Linked DNA regions of Homo sapiens: region 1 is linked to region 2. The links are chromatin contacts, found by Hi-C or POLR2A ChIA-PET in ENCODE. All regions are on one chromosome and are shown on one strand. The core of a region is the stretch at or near the end of the contact, and the rest is flanking DNA. Distances in the headings are between cores, read along the strand shown.

Evidence for each region. Hi-C counts contacts between places; a loop is a spot of excess contacts on that map. ChIA-PET counts read pairs that join two places held with the same protein, here RNA polymerase II (POLR2A). Pooled maps may share reads with other maps.
Region 1: a loop to region 2 is called in a map of endothelial cell of umbilical vein, with 1.8 times the contacts of the local background. The contact joins the promoter of LINC01585 here to the enhancer-like site in region 2. A Hi-C loop is called at or near these places in 1 of 168 maps with a recorded cell type or tissue (endothelial cell of umbilical vein), 5 of 37 single-sample maps with no recorded cell type and 4 of 50 pooled maps. POLR2A ChIA-PET finds 5 or more read pairs at or near these places in 7 of 52 experiments (B cell, GM10248, GM12878 and 4 more).

What each region holds. Positions count from the first base shown.
Region 1 is chr15:90,658,451-90,665,678 of GRCh38, forward strand. LINC01585 (long intergenic non-protein coding RNA 1585) reads left to right here and starts at 1,784. Exons shown (of 3, transcript NR_120371.1): 1 at 1,784-2,374; 2 at 2,943-3,033; 3 at 5,905-6,504. The region is part of intron 2 of CRTC3-AS1 (CRTC3 antisense RNA 1); the gene reads right to left. RefSeq lists enhancers at 1,940-2,468, 2,691-2,740, 2,881-2,930, 3,591-3,650, 6,308-6,357 and 1 more and silencers at 4,652-4,701, 6,838-7,217.
Region 2 is chr15:90,785,124-90,791,639 of GRCh38, forward strand. BLM (BLM RecQ like helicase) reads left to right here. Exons shown (of 22, transcript NM_000057.4): 15 at 5,526-5,721. Among named protein-coding and RNA genes, the nearest start is that of BLM, 71 kb to the left of the region's middle. Within about 2 kb of position 1,293, at least 5 of the 41 ENCODE cell types and tissues checked have a DNase peak (open chromatin) inside an H3K27ac peak, as active enhancers do; they include B cell and GM12878, where a contact is called at or near this core.

The sequences.
Region 1 (7,228 bases), core at 534-3,033, 130 kb before region 2:
CCCCATCCCACCTGGCTGGAGAGGCTGATGTGGGGCGAGGTTTGGCCATCAGTCCACAGAGGGGACTTCATGTACACAATTCATTAACATTTATTGAGCACCTATGATGTGCCAGGCACTGTTCTAGGTCCTGAGGATATGGTGATGAACAAGATCCCTGCTCTCATAGGTTACCCAGTGGGTGCCCTAAGCAGGCAATAAATAAATATGTGAGCAAGATGACAAGAGAATAGCAGAAGGCACTAAAGTTTTGGAGTAAAGCCATGAACTCTTTTTTTTTTTTTTTTTTTTTGAGACAGAGTCTTGCTCTGTCACCCAGGCTGGAGTGCAGTGGTGCGATCTCGGCTCACCACAACGTCTGCCTCCCGGATTCAAGCGATTCTCCTGCCTCAGCCTCCCGAGTGGCTGGGATTATAGGCACGTGCCACCACACCCAGCTAATTTTTCTATTTTTAGTAGAGATGGGGTTTCACCGTGTTGGTCAGGCTGGTCTCGAACTCCTGACCTCGTGATCCACCAGCCTCAGCCTGCCAAAGTGTTGGAATTACAGGCGTGAGCCACCGCGCCCGGCCCGAAAGCCATGAACTCTTTTCCCAATTATTTTCTTATTGAGAAGCATCTCTCAGCTTGCTGTTGGGTTCTGCTGTTAGTAAGCGTAAGGATGGAGGAAGGCTGGCTGATGACATTAAGCAGCTAAAGGCGTGGACTGTCGAGGCCAAATAGCATCAGCTCTCTTTGGCTTCCCCAGCCCATGGAACAGTCTTCCTATTTTGCGAATTTCCTACCTTATGAACTCACACCTGCTTATGATGGAAGCCAGAACCTTTCCCCATCTCTCTTGAAGATTGGGCACAGCATACAACTTAAGACACCACCCGTTGGCTGCTCCTGCATGAGGCTAAGTGACACTGAGAAGCAGATGACTGGAGTCCTTTCTGTCAGGATGACAGCAGATCCCAGAGGCAGCAGCAGAAAGAACCAGTGCAGGTAAATGGCCTTTGAGCCTGGTTCTCTGATTTCGCTAAGATTTTATGAGGCACCTCCTATCCTTTAATAGGTTCCTCTGTAGCTTAAAAGCAGCTAAAGAGCAGTCTGTTGCTTGTAATTAAGGACTCCTACCAGTACACGAAGGGAGAAAAGCAATAATCAAATAAATTACTTTCAGATAGAGATCAGTGCTAGGAGGAGGTCAGCACAAGGTGATGTAAGACAGAGTGACAGGTGGGGTGAGGGCTACACTTGATAAGGGGTCAGTGAAGCCTCTCTGAGGAGGTGACGTTAGGCTGAGACCCAAACAATGAGAAGGAACTAGCCATAGAAAGATCTGGGCGAGGAGACTTCTAGACACGGGGAGCAGAAAATGTAAAGGATGAGCTTCAGATGTTGATGGATGTAGGGAGGGTTGATGTGTTTGGAGTTTAGTGCAGGTGAATAAAGAGGAACATAATGAGATTGGAAAGTAGGTAGGAGTCAGTTCATGCCAGGCCTTGCAGATCATGGTAAGACATTTGGATTTTATTCTGAGGTTAGTGGGAAGCCATTAGAGAGTTTTAAACAGGACATAATATAGTACCTGGGGTAGCCAGCCTCCAAAACATCCTCCAGTGATCCTTGCATCCTTGTATTTACACTCTTGTGTAGCCCCTCTCACATTGACTAGGGCTGACCCAATAGGATGCTGCAATGTGACGGTATATAACTTTCAAGGATAGGTCATAAAAGACATTGTGACTCTGCCTTGGTCTCTCAAATGTCTCCCTCTGGGGAAGCCAGCCACCATGTTGTGAAGATACTCAAGCAGCCCTATGGAGAGGCCCACACACTGGGGAGGCACTGCGGCTTTCTGCCGACAGCCTTGTGAATGAGACACCTTGAAAGAGGATCCTCCAGCCCCAGCCAAGCTTTCAAATGGTTCCAACTCTGACATGCTGACAACTTCATGAGAGGCCCTGAGCCAGAACCACCCAAACTCCTGACCCATTAGTGTGTTATGTAACAAATGTTTGTTGTTTCATGCCACTAAGTTTTGGGGCAATTTGCTACCTCTAGCCATTGTTCCCAGCTGGTGTGTAGTCTGACTGGCAGGTGCCCATGCTTTATTAGTGGTTTGATATTTTGACTATCGGCCCTGAGTAGGAGGAATGACACAGAGAGGAGATAGAGTTGTGAGTGAGAGGAGGCCAAATCGTGGTGTCAGAGCGAGAAGCAGCACCCTGGGGAGGGCTGAGTCACTTGTGCTGTCTGGAGGAAGGCGGAGCAAAGATCTGCAGCCCAGCTGACTGTGGTCTCAGCTTTTCTAGCCTCCAGGCTTTCTCCCGGGTTCCTAAGTCTGTATGTGCTCACTGGAAATGCCCCATGACTTGGGGTGACATGGGTGAGTTTTCTTCCTCCTTCCTCCCAGAGCCACGCCAGACCTGATGCTGGAGGGCTGGGCTCTTGTCCTAGTTCCCCGTCCTGGGCTGGGCCCAGGGCACCGGCCAGTGGGAGAAACTGCCTTCTCCGCCTCCTACATGCACTGGTGGTCACACCTCGCCCCACATCAGCCTCTCCAGCCAGGTAGGGTGGGAACCACAGGAAACGAGCCCCCTTCTTCTCTTCCCACCAGGAGTGGCCGGGGGGTGTGGATTCAGGATCCTGAGCTCTGCTCTGCCTCCGTTGTTCTGGCCGTGCCTGAGAGTTGGTTTGGGTTGATTTCAAGGGCACTTTAATGAGATTTAGCAATAGGAGGTGGTAGAATTTCCACTCCCTCTAATAACTTCCCAAAAGCCAGACACATAGCATTTTTTTTCCTTTTTGTCATTACCCTTTTTGGCTTTAATTACAAAACATATGAAATAGAAAACATTCACAAACAATACAAAACTATAAAAAGTGAGTACCCCTTTCTCTTCCCACTCTCTGATTATTTAGATACCCTCCAGTTAAAACTCTCTCACAAACAGGTCTGAAAGGAGCATGCAAGCAGCCCCCCCACATTGCAGTTTTGCTTTCTGTGGTTTCAGTTACCTGCGGTCAACCACCATCTAAAAATAGGTGAGTGCAGTACAATAAGGCATTTTGAGAGAGACAGAGAGAGAGAGAGAGAGAGAGAAACCACATTCACATCAGTTTTATCACAGTATATTGTTAGAATTGTTCTATATTATTATCAGTTATTATTATTATTTTTGAGATGGAGTCTCACTCTGTCGCCCAGGCTGGAGTGCAGTGGTGCAATCTTGGCTCACTGCAACCTCCGCCTCTTGGGTTCAAGCAATTCTTCTGCCTCAGCCTCCCAAGTACTGGGATCACAGGCACCCACCACTGTGCCTGGCTAATTTTTGCATTTTTAGTAGAGACAGGATTTCACCATGTTGGCCAGGCTGGTCTCAAACTCCTGACCTCAGATGATCTGCCTGTCTCAGCCTCCCAAAGTGCTGGAATTACAGGCGTGAGCCACTGCGCCCAGCCTTAGTTATTATTGTTAATCTCCTGCTACACTAACTCCATGGCCTGAACAGTCCACCCCTTTGGCTGCTTAACATCGTCATCTGCCTTCTTCCATCCTTGCACTCACAAACAACAGAACCCAACAGCAAGTGGAGAGATGTTTTTCAAAAAGGAAATAGTTGTGAAAAGAGTTCATGGCTTTGCTCCAAAACTTCAGGGCTTTCTGGCATTCTCTTTTCATCTTGCTCATATATTTATTCATTGCCTGCCTAGGGCATCTGCTGGGTAAGCTATGAGAGTGGGGATCTTGTTCATCACCATATCCTCAGGACCTAGAACAGTGCCTGGCACATCATAGGTGCTCAACAAATGTTAAATTAATGAATTGTGCCATGAAGTTCCTTCCTATATTGAATAGAGCTGACCTGTGTAGCCAATAGGGTATTGCAAAAATGACAGTGCATTTCATGAAGCCTCAGTTTCCATGGCTAAGTGCCTCTTCCTTTGGTTATTCCCAATTTCAGATTCCAGAGAAGGGGAATATGATTGGCTCATCTTATCTGTCTGTACCAAGCCATGCCATAGATTGCCAGGTGGCCTATAAATTGGAAGCTTCAGGGAGATGTGTCTGCCTACCTTAGTCAATTAGAAGTCCCATGGCCGCTCAGACACTGTGGTTGACAAGTCTAGTATGATAGGGTCACATCTTATCGGAGGAGTGATTCTAAAATCTCTACGTAAGACTTTATCCCATACAGAGTTACTCATGAAAATCCCTTAAATTACCCATACATTTATTTATTTATTTATTTATTTATTTTATTTTATTTTTTTTTTTGAGACAGAGTCTCGCCCTGTTGCCCAGGCTGGAGTGATCTCGCGATCACTGCAATCTCTGCCTCCCGGATTCAAGTGATTTTCCTGCCTCAGCCTCCCGGGTAGTTGGGATTACAGGCATGCACCACCATGCCTGGCTAATTTTTTTTTGGTATTTTTAGTAAAGACGGGGATTCAGCATGTTGGCCAGGCTGGTCCTGAACTCCTGACTTCAGAGGATCCGCCCACCTCAGCCTCCCAAATTGCTGGGATTACAGGCGTGAGCCACCGTGCCTGGCCAAAAAATACACATCTTTAGACATGAAAGTCACAGTCCTCATAATGAGATGCTCACAGTGTAAGAGGCATTTGTGAGACCCACTGAGAGAGTAACAGGCTCCCATCGCATCTATCTCTGCTTATTCTGGGCACACACTCTGAGTAGAATGATAGGTAGACTCGCTGGCACTATTTAAATTGTCCTCTCCCCTCCGCTCCATTCCTCCTTCCTTTCTTCTCTTTATTTACACATACATGCTACAAGGGTTTAAACATCCACTTGCTCTTGTTGGATTTACACATGAATTGCATGGAGGTCTGAATATAAGAGGAAGAAAATTAATCTGATCCCAGTGAGAAAGCCCTGAGCACAGATGTAAAAGAAGAAAGCAGCAAAATTGTATTGATAATCCTATTTCCTGAAATAGATCTCTCATATGAAATGTAAGGAGATTTTAGAAAACAGCTATTACCTATTCTGAGGGAGATTAGACAGGGACAGTGCAGGGGGAACTGGGTGCTTCATCATATCAGATTGTCCCTGGAAGCGGAAATAAATAGGCTTACAGGAAATTGGATTATTAAGCAGAAGATCAACAAGAGAAACCTATGTGGCAAGTGAGGGAAATTAATGGAGAGATGAAAAGAAAACAAGGGAAAATGCCAGGCATTTAGGATAAAGTGTGAAGATATAGTATGAGGGAAAAACACTTTAAGTTTCTGGATAAAATAAATCAGGTGGAAGGAAATCAATAATCAAAAACTTGTTCTCTCTCTCACTCACACCACACACACACACACACACACACACACACACACCCCATTGTAAAATCCTTAAGGACAAAGAGCTTGTCTATTTTCTTCACTGCTCTCTCCCCAGAACTTAAAACAGTGCCTACCTAGCATATAGTAAGCACTCAATAAATATTTGTCAAATAAATGAATGCAAGACTTTAAAATGAACTGAGATGGGTCATCTTGTACCAATTAAAACGAGACTACTGACCCTAAGCTATCTCTTGGCGAAACTCTTAAACTTGGTACAAAAATAAAGACTTCTGGCCAGGCGTGGTGGCTCACACCTGTAATCCCAGCACTTTGGGAGGCCGAGGCGTGTGGATCACCTGAGGTCGGGAGTTCAAGACCAGCCTGGCCAACATAGTGAAACCCAGTCTCTACTAAAAATACAAAAATTAGCTGGGTGTGGTGGCGCATGCCTGTAATCTCACCTACTCGGGAGGCTGAGGCACAAGAATTACTTGAATCCGGGAGTGAGAGGTTGAAGGGAGCCAAGATGGCCACTCCAGCCTGGGCAACAAGAGTGAAACTCCGTCTCAAAAATAAATAAATAAATAAAGACTTCTCCCAAATTTCATGCAGAAAAAATTCAAACTTAGATGATTTCCGAAGATCTTAATAATCAGGACAACCGTGAACTTCTCATGCAACCGTCAATGCCTGAGACAATGGAGTGAAAGCTACCAGATCCTTAAGAGAAAAGTGTCCCCCAGGACTCTTAAAGCCACCAGCCCTGATGTTGGCCACGGGAAAAGACAATCAAGGAAAATCTCCGACCTTCGGTGAAATGCAGAGACTAAGGGACCCCTGTGCTGCGTGTGATGCGATTTTGAGAGAAAAAAAAAAAAAAAGGCCAGGTGTGGTGGCTCACGCCTGTAATCCCAGCACTTTGGGAGGCCCAGACAGGAGGATCCCTTGAGCTCAGGAGTTAGAGACCATTCTGGGCAACATGGCAAAACCCTGTCTCTACAAAACAAAACAAAACAATACAAAACAAAACAAACAGAAAAATAGCCAGGTGTGGTGGCACGTGCCTGTGGTCCCAGCTACCCTGGAGGCCTAGGCGGGGAGATCGCTTGAGCCTGGGAGGTCGAGGCTTCAGCGAACCAAGATCACGCCACTGCACTCCAGCCTGGGCCACAGAGCAAGATTGTCTTAAAAATAAAACAAAACAAAAACTAACGGAGCCCTGAAAAGGGAGCGCAATTCATCAATCCGCTGACGGTGATGGGCCCCCTGGCCCGGTGCAGCGGACCCTTAGGTCCTGGTGGGGGAGTCGGTCAGTCAATGCATGGGTGAGCAAATGAGTGAAGCAACGCGAGCACAGCGCTGGCCCGGATCTAACTTGGCGGTGACAGCCCAGCCCCGAGCTGGACATGGCAGGCCCCTCGGCCTGGCCGTTGCCTGAGAACCCTAGGATCACAGCGTTGGGCCGGAGTGGGACAGGGCCGGGTAGCGTCCCCCGACAGAGCTGGGTCAGGGCCTTGTTGTGGCCGGGGGCAGGCCCGGCAGCTGAAAGCGTAAGACCCCCGGAGCCCGGCACAGCGCTCCTCACCACCGGGAAAGGCGGCTGGGCCTGACCGGGCTCCCGCATCCCCCCACCCCGGAGCGTGCAGCCGCCCCAAACCCCCAGCGGCCTCCGGCTTCCAGGTGAGCAGCACCGGAAGGGAGCGGCGCCGCGTCCTCACCGCCGCGGGGGGGGCTCCCCAGCCGCGTCCCCGCCGCTTCACGCCCTCCGCGTGGAAGGACGGGGGCCCGGGGACCCCTGCAAACGGCTGAGACCCCAAAGCCCGGCTCCTCTGCCCGGCTGTCCCTCCCCGGAGCTCCGGCCGCACGGCCGCTTCCGGCACCGAGGACGCCCCGGGCTCCAGCGTTCAGCCTGCGTTTCTGGACACCCGGGATGCGC
Region 2 (6,516 bases), core at 43-2,542:
ATAGCATATAACCAAACATGCACATGTAGAATGCAAACTGTTTTTACCTTGAAGGTAGTAAACATCAAAATAAGACTGAAATTTAAAAAACAGATTTTCTTTGAGACTTCTAAAGTTGCTTTTTCTTTCATAAAAAAAATCTGCTTGAGATATAATTCACATATCATAAAATTTATCCTTTCAAAGCAAACAAGTTAGTACTTTTTAGTTTATTTGCAAAGTTGTACAATAATCATCTCTATCTAATTCCAGAATTTTTGATCACCATAAAAAGAAACCTCATACCCAGTCACTTCCCCCACCCCCTAATGCCTGGAAACCACAAATCTACTAACTACTGCTAACCTGTTTCTAGAGTTTATTACTCTGTACATTGCATGTAAATAGAATCATACAGTATGTGGTCTTTGTGACTTTTCTTTTTTTTTTTTTTTTCCGGAGACAGAGTCTCACTCTGTCGCCCAGACTACAGTGCAGTAGAGAGATCTTCGCTTACTGCAACCTCCGCCTCCCAGGTTCAAGTGATTCTCCTGCCTCAGCCTCCTGAGTAGATGGGATTACAGATGTGCGCCACCATGGCCAGCTGATTTTTGTATTTAATATTTTTAGTGGAGACTCAAACTGGTCTCGAACTCCTGGCCTCAAGTGATCCACCTGCCTCAGCCTCCCAAAGTGCTGGGATTATAGGCATGAGCCACCTCGCCTGGCCTGTTTGCTTTTATTTAGCATAATTTTTTCAAGATTTATCCATATTTTAGGATATATGAGTACTTCATACCTTTTTATGGTCAGATAATATTCTGTTATATGGATATAACACAGTTTGTTTATCTACTCATCAGCTGGTTAGACATTTGGCTTGTTTCGTTTCTTTCTTTTTTTTTTTTTTTTTTTTTTTGAGACAGGGTCTTACTCTTTCATTCAGGCTAGAGTGCAATGGCATGATCTCTGCTCACTGCAGACCGTACCTCAAACAATCCTCCCACTTCCCAAGTAGCTAGGACGACAGGCGCACCACTATGCCTGGCTAATTTTTTTATTTTTTGTATAGACGAGGTCTCCCTGTGTTGCCCAGCCTGGTCTTGAACTCCTGGGCTCAAGTGATAATCCTGCCTCAACCTACCAAATTCCTGCGATTATAGGTGTGAGCCACCATCCCCGATGTGTTTCTACTTCTTGGCTACTATGAATAATGGCTTTGTGAGCATTCACGTACAAGTTTTTCCACGGACATATGTTTTCAGTTCTCTTGGGTAGACACCTGGGAGTGGACTTGCTGGGTCAAATGGCAACTCTTTGTTTAACTTTTAGAGGAACTGTGAAACTGCTTTTCAAAGTGGCTCTGCAGTTCTGCATTCTCACCAGCAATGTATGAGGTGCCAGTGTCTCCACGTCTTCACCAATATTTTTTATTGTCCAGCTTTTTTAATGTATTCATCCTTGTGTGTGGGAAATGGTATCTCTTTGTGGGTTTTTTTTTATTTACATGGAAGACCACACACGTGAATAATTCAAGCAAGGAATTCACGTCACCCAGGCTGGAGTGCAGTGGCGCAATCTTGGCTCACTGGAACTTCCGCCTCCTGGTTCAAGCAATTCTCCTGCCTCAGCCTCCCAAGTAGCCGGGACTATAGGCACATGCCACCACACCCAGCTTATTTTTGTATTTTTAGTAGAGACAGGGTTTCACCATATTGGCCAGGCTGGTCGTGAACTCCTGACCTCATGATCCGCCCACCTCAGCCCCCCAAAGTGCTGGGATGACAGGTGTGAGCCACCACGCCTGGCCCTCTTTGTGGTTTTGATTTGCATTTCCCTAGTAACTAACAATATTGGGCATCTGTTTCCGAGATGAGAAATTTGCCGTCACCCAGGTGGGTGGGGAGGAAAGCTGAAAATACTTTAGGCATCTCTTTTTTTTTTTTTTTTTTTTTTTTTTTTTTGAGACGGGAGTCTCACTCTGTCGCCCAGGCTGGAGTGCAGTGGCGCGATCTCAGCTCACTGCAAGCTCCGCCTCTCGGGTTCACGCCATTCTCCTGCCTCAGCCTCCCGAGTAGCTGGGACTATAGGCACCCGCCACCACGCCCGGCTAATTTTTTTTTGTATGTTTAGTAGAGACGAGGGTTTCACCACGTTAGCCAGGAGGGTCTCGATCTCCTGACCTCGTGATCCGCCCGCCTCGGCCTCCCAAAATGCTGGGATTACAGGCGTGAGCCACCGCACCCAGCCTACTTTAGGCATCTCTTATTGTGGTAAATGCCAGCCTTGGATAGATCCCTCTAAATGAAAGGATGAATTTCAGCAAAACAACTAATAATTACTTGGAGCCAATGAAAAGTTTCAGCTCAGGAAAAAGTATTTACTTTGAAGATTCAGAGGAAAAATATCTCTCAAAATTGTTTTCTCTGGGAAAACAGAAAATTTTAGAGGATATCAGTTTAGTATCCCGAGAAAGATATAAGAAGACTTAATATACGTGAACTAGTAACAACTTCCATAAGATCACAGGGTGAGATGAAGGGAGAAATAAAAATCCAGTTTATGGCCAGGTGCAGTGGCTCACCCCTGTAATCCCACCACTTTGAGAGGCCGATGTGGACGGATCACCTGAGATCAAGGAGTTTGAGACCAGCCTGGCCAATATGGTGAAACCCTGTCTCTACTAAAAATACAAAAATTAGCCGGACGTGGTGATGGGCATCTGTAGTCCCAGCTACTCAGGAGGCTGAGGCAGGGGAATCACTTGAACCTGGGAGCCGAAGGTTGCAGTGAGCCGAGATCGTGCCACTGTACTCCAGCCTGGGAAACAGAACAAGACTCTATGTCAAAAAAAAAAAAAGAAAGAAAAATTCAGCTTATCCAAGTAAGAAAAACAAAACTAAGAGCAGAATTATATATTAAGACACAAATGGAATGACTCAGTCTCAGTGGAGACAATAGAATCAGTGATGTAGTGAGTAGCTTGAGAATGCAAGGGAAAAAAGAGATTAAAATGGGGTGGGGTGGAAATTATCTTTGTTGACAAAAGGAGGTAAGGATTCAGCCTAAGAATAGTAAGTGTACCCAAGCAAGAAAGCAGGATAATTGAAACAGATAAGTGTGTTATAAATAAATACATAACAAATATATAACAAAAATAATAGAAGACTGTCTTCAGAATTGGAAGAAGGAAGACTGGGACTGAAGAATTTCGTACCCAGCTCACTGTCATTTATGTTGAAACCAACAAAAGGTCATTTTCAGATATGCAAAAAGTTTAGAAATACATCACTCATTTGTCTTCACTGAAATACTGATTTTAGTCTTCCCAAATTAGTTTATATATTTAACCCAAATGCCAGTGTTTTGTTTTTTTTTTTTTTTTTTTTTTTGGTTTTTTGTTCTTTTCCCTTTGATAAACTTTTTCTAAAGTTTGCCTGGAAGAATATTCAAGTGAAAATAACTAAGAGAGTTTGGCAAAAAACCTAATAATACAGGAACACTAGTTTGCAGTACATTATAGGCAGATCAGTGGAACAGGAAAACATGTAAAAACAATACATGATAAGGAAAAAGTTTGCATGAAAGGGCCAGGCATGGTGGTTCACACCTGTAATCCCAGCACTTTGGGAGGCCAAGGTGGGAAGATCACTTGAGCCTAGGAGTTCAAGACCAGCCCAGGCAACATGGCGAAACCCCATCTCTACAAAAAATACAAAAATTAGCCTGGCATGCTGGTGCACACCTGTAGTCCCAGCTTCTCGGGAGTCTGAGGCAGGAGAATAGCTTGAACCCTGGAGGTGGAGGTTGCAGTGAGCCAAAATCACGCCACTGCATTCCAGCCTGGGCAACAGACCGAGACTGTCTCAAAAAAAAAAAAAAATGATTTTTTTCAAGTGCTTTAAATGGTTATGTATAGTATAAATAATCTACAATGGAGATATATATATATATATATATAACTTTGATAAAAAATATGGTTAAACAATAGGGGTTTATAAAAACCTAATTATTTCTGCTCTCAGACTAATTAATCCTTACAGTCAGCATGTAATATTAGCCTACACCAGCTCGACAGACTTGATCTCGTTAGATTCATGAGATAGAATAAAACTTGGCCATTATTCTTCACAAAGAATGATTGTGGCTTGAAGTTTTAAAAGCGCAGAAATAAAGAAGGAAATCACAATTAAACAAAGCCACTTTTCCCAATTTCAAGAAATAAGAGCTTTCAGAAAGAGTTGGCAGCCTTGCATCCTCATCTGGAGGCTGCAGGCGGTGCCTCACAGCCCTGTGCCCGCCCTGATACTGGGAGATGCACCTGGACTTCATGGAACCCTGTGGGTCATGCTTCCGGACCTGTCGGCTGACACATCTTGCTGTGCAGCTTCTCCACCTGCTCTCCATCACTAGAAGCTACAATAGTCTTTCTGTTTCCAAGGAGATTTGCCTTTGATCAGAGTGCCATAAATGTAGATGGATGACTAACCGAGAGCGCAGGCCACTCACCGCCATTCCTGGTGTTGATAAATGTACCCCTTTACTGTCCACATACTCCAGAGCTTGCAGTTCCTTCCGCTGGTACTCACAGTTACTGAAATCATGTCATTAGTCTCAGTCTGCCTGCCAGATATTTCAGATGCCTTTGAAATACTGTTCTTGCAGTAGCAATTCATTTTTTTAAGTGCTAAAAAAAAACTTGCAGTTTTATTTGTGAAGTGTAATTTTGCCTGGAGATATAACATTTTGGTCTGGGTTAAATAGCTCCTAAATTCTCAACTGAAATGGATATCCTTGAAAACTGATTTATCAAGCTCCTGAGAGTGAACTATCACCTTGCTTCCACTAAGTAATTTGTAAGGTCTAAGATCCGCAGTCCCTGGTGTTTTTTTTTTTTTTTTTTTTTTTTTTTTTTTTTTTTGGTATAAGTAGCTCTCAGACTTTTACCCACATGAGTTTCCATTAAAATTGTACAAGCTTTGACTTTAAATCAGCTGATGAATAGAAGGAGTTGATGTGTGATCAGCTGGTGCTATTGGGAAAACTGATGATAAGCAGTGGAGCAGGTAAGAACGTATTGTTCCTGAACCATTGGAGGAACTAGCAGCAGTGACCTCTGAGGAGCCCTGGGAACACCCTGGAGCTCCTGAGCAACACGTTGCTTGTGATCACTGACCTGGATATCATGACTGTGTGAGCAACACCCCCCACACCTCAGTAGCAAAAACAGAGAACAGTGGCAGCACATCGTGGGCTGACTGCAGTTGATTCTGGCTCTCTTACATGAGAATGCCAAGTCATACAAGAAAGTGCCTGCCATGCTGAGCTTCTCTTTACCTTCTTGGGTTTTAATGGCATTGCAAGTTATCAGTATAAAAACTCATATTAGTTATACTAAATAGTTGGACCAAGTTAAGATATTAGGTTGTTATGTAGTGTGCATTTTAAAGTAAAACAAATGATAGAGCTTTTAGAAGCATCTATTATGAAAATGTTCCTTCAAGTCTGTGCCTTATGAATCTAATAAGCTTTTGCTTTTATATCAGGTTATCTGTGCTACAATTGCATTTGGAATGGGGATTGACAAACCGGACGTGCGATTTGTGATTCATGCATCTCTCCCTAAATCTGTGGAGGGTTACTACCAAGAATCTGGCAGAGCTGGAAGAGATGGGGAAATATCTCACTGCCTGCTTTTCTATACCTATCATGATGTGACCAGACTGAAAAGACTTATAATGAGTAAGCTGGGCTCCATTGTAGAGACATTCTGTCATCTTCAGCCTCATGATAGTAGTCTACTCCTGCTATTGTGGTACTTCTGGTCCAGTTTTCCTTAAATAATCGTAGAAAAATAGAGGAGTTTATACAGATTGGCAATTTTATTTTAGTTCATTTTTATTATAAAAGTGGTAAGTGCTTATTTTGTAAAACTCAAATGATACAGATGTGTACAAGGCAGAAAATTTACAAACCATGCCTTGTAGTTTTGCCCCCAAAATAACTCTAGTTATTGGTTTCCTTTGTATCCTTTCAGACCCTATTTCTGCATGCATTCTTGCATGTAACACATATTTCAAACATGCAGGAAGATAAAAAGGAGAAAATAATGAGCTGTCATATACTACCATCTGGATTAAGAAATAAAACACAATCAATCGAGCTGAACCCCTCCCCACCACCCCATAGCCTCTCTTGTCTCATCCGTCCTCTCCCATTAGAGGCAGGCAAATATCTTGTATTTGGTATGTACCTTTTCCAAATGCACATATTTTAAAATGTAAATGGGATTATATTATACATACTTTATATATATAATGACCCGATTTTTTTCAGTCAACAGTAGGATGTAATTATCATTCCAATGAATACATACAGCCTGACTACCTAGAATTCCGTAGTATGGTTATTCCATGGTTATTAAACTAATCCCCTCTTACTAGATCTTGTTTATTGTTTTTCACTGTTATCAACAATGCAGTATTGAACATCCCTCCCTATACAAATATCTTTGGGCATTTTTGCAGTTACTTATAT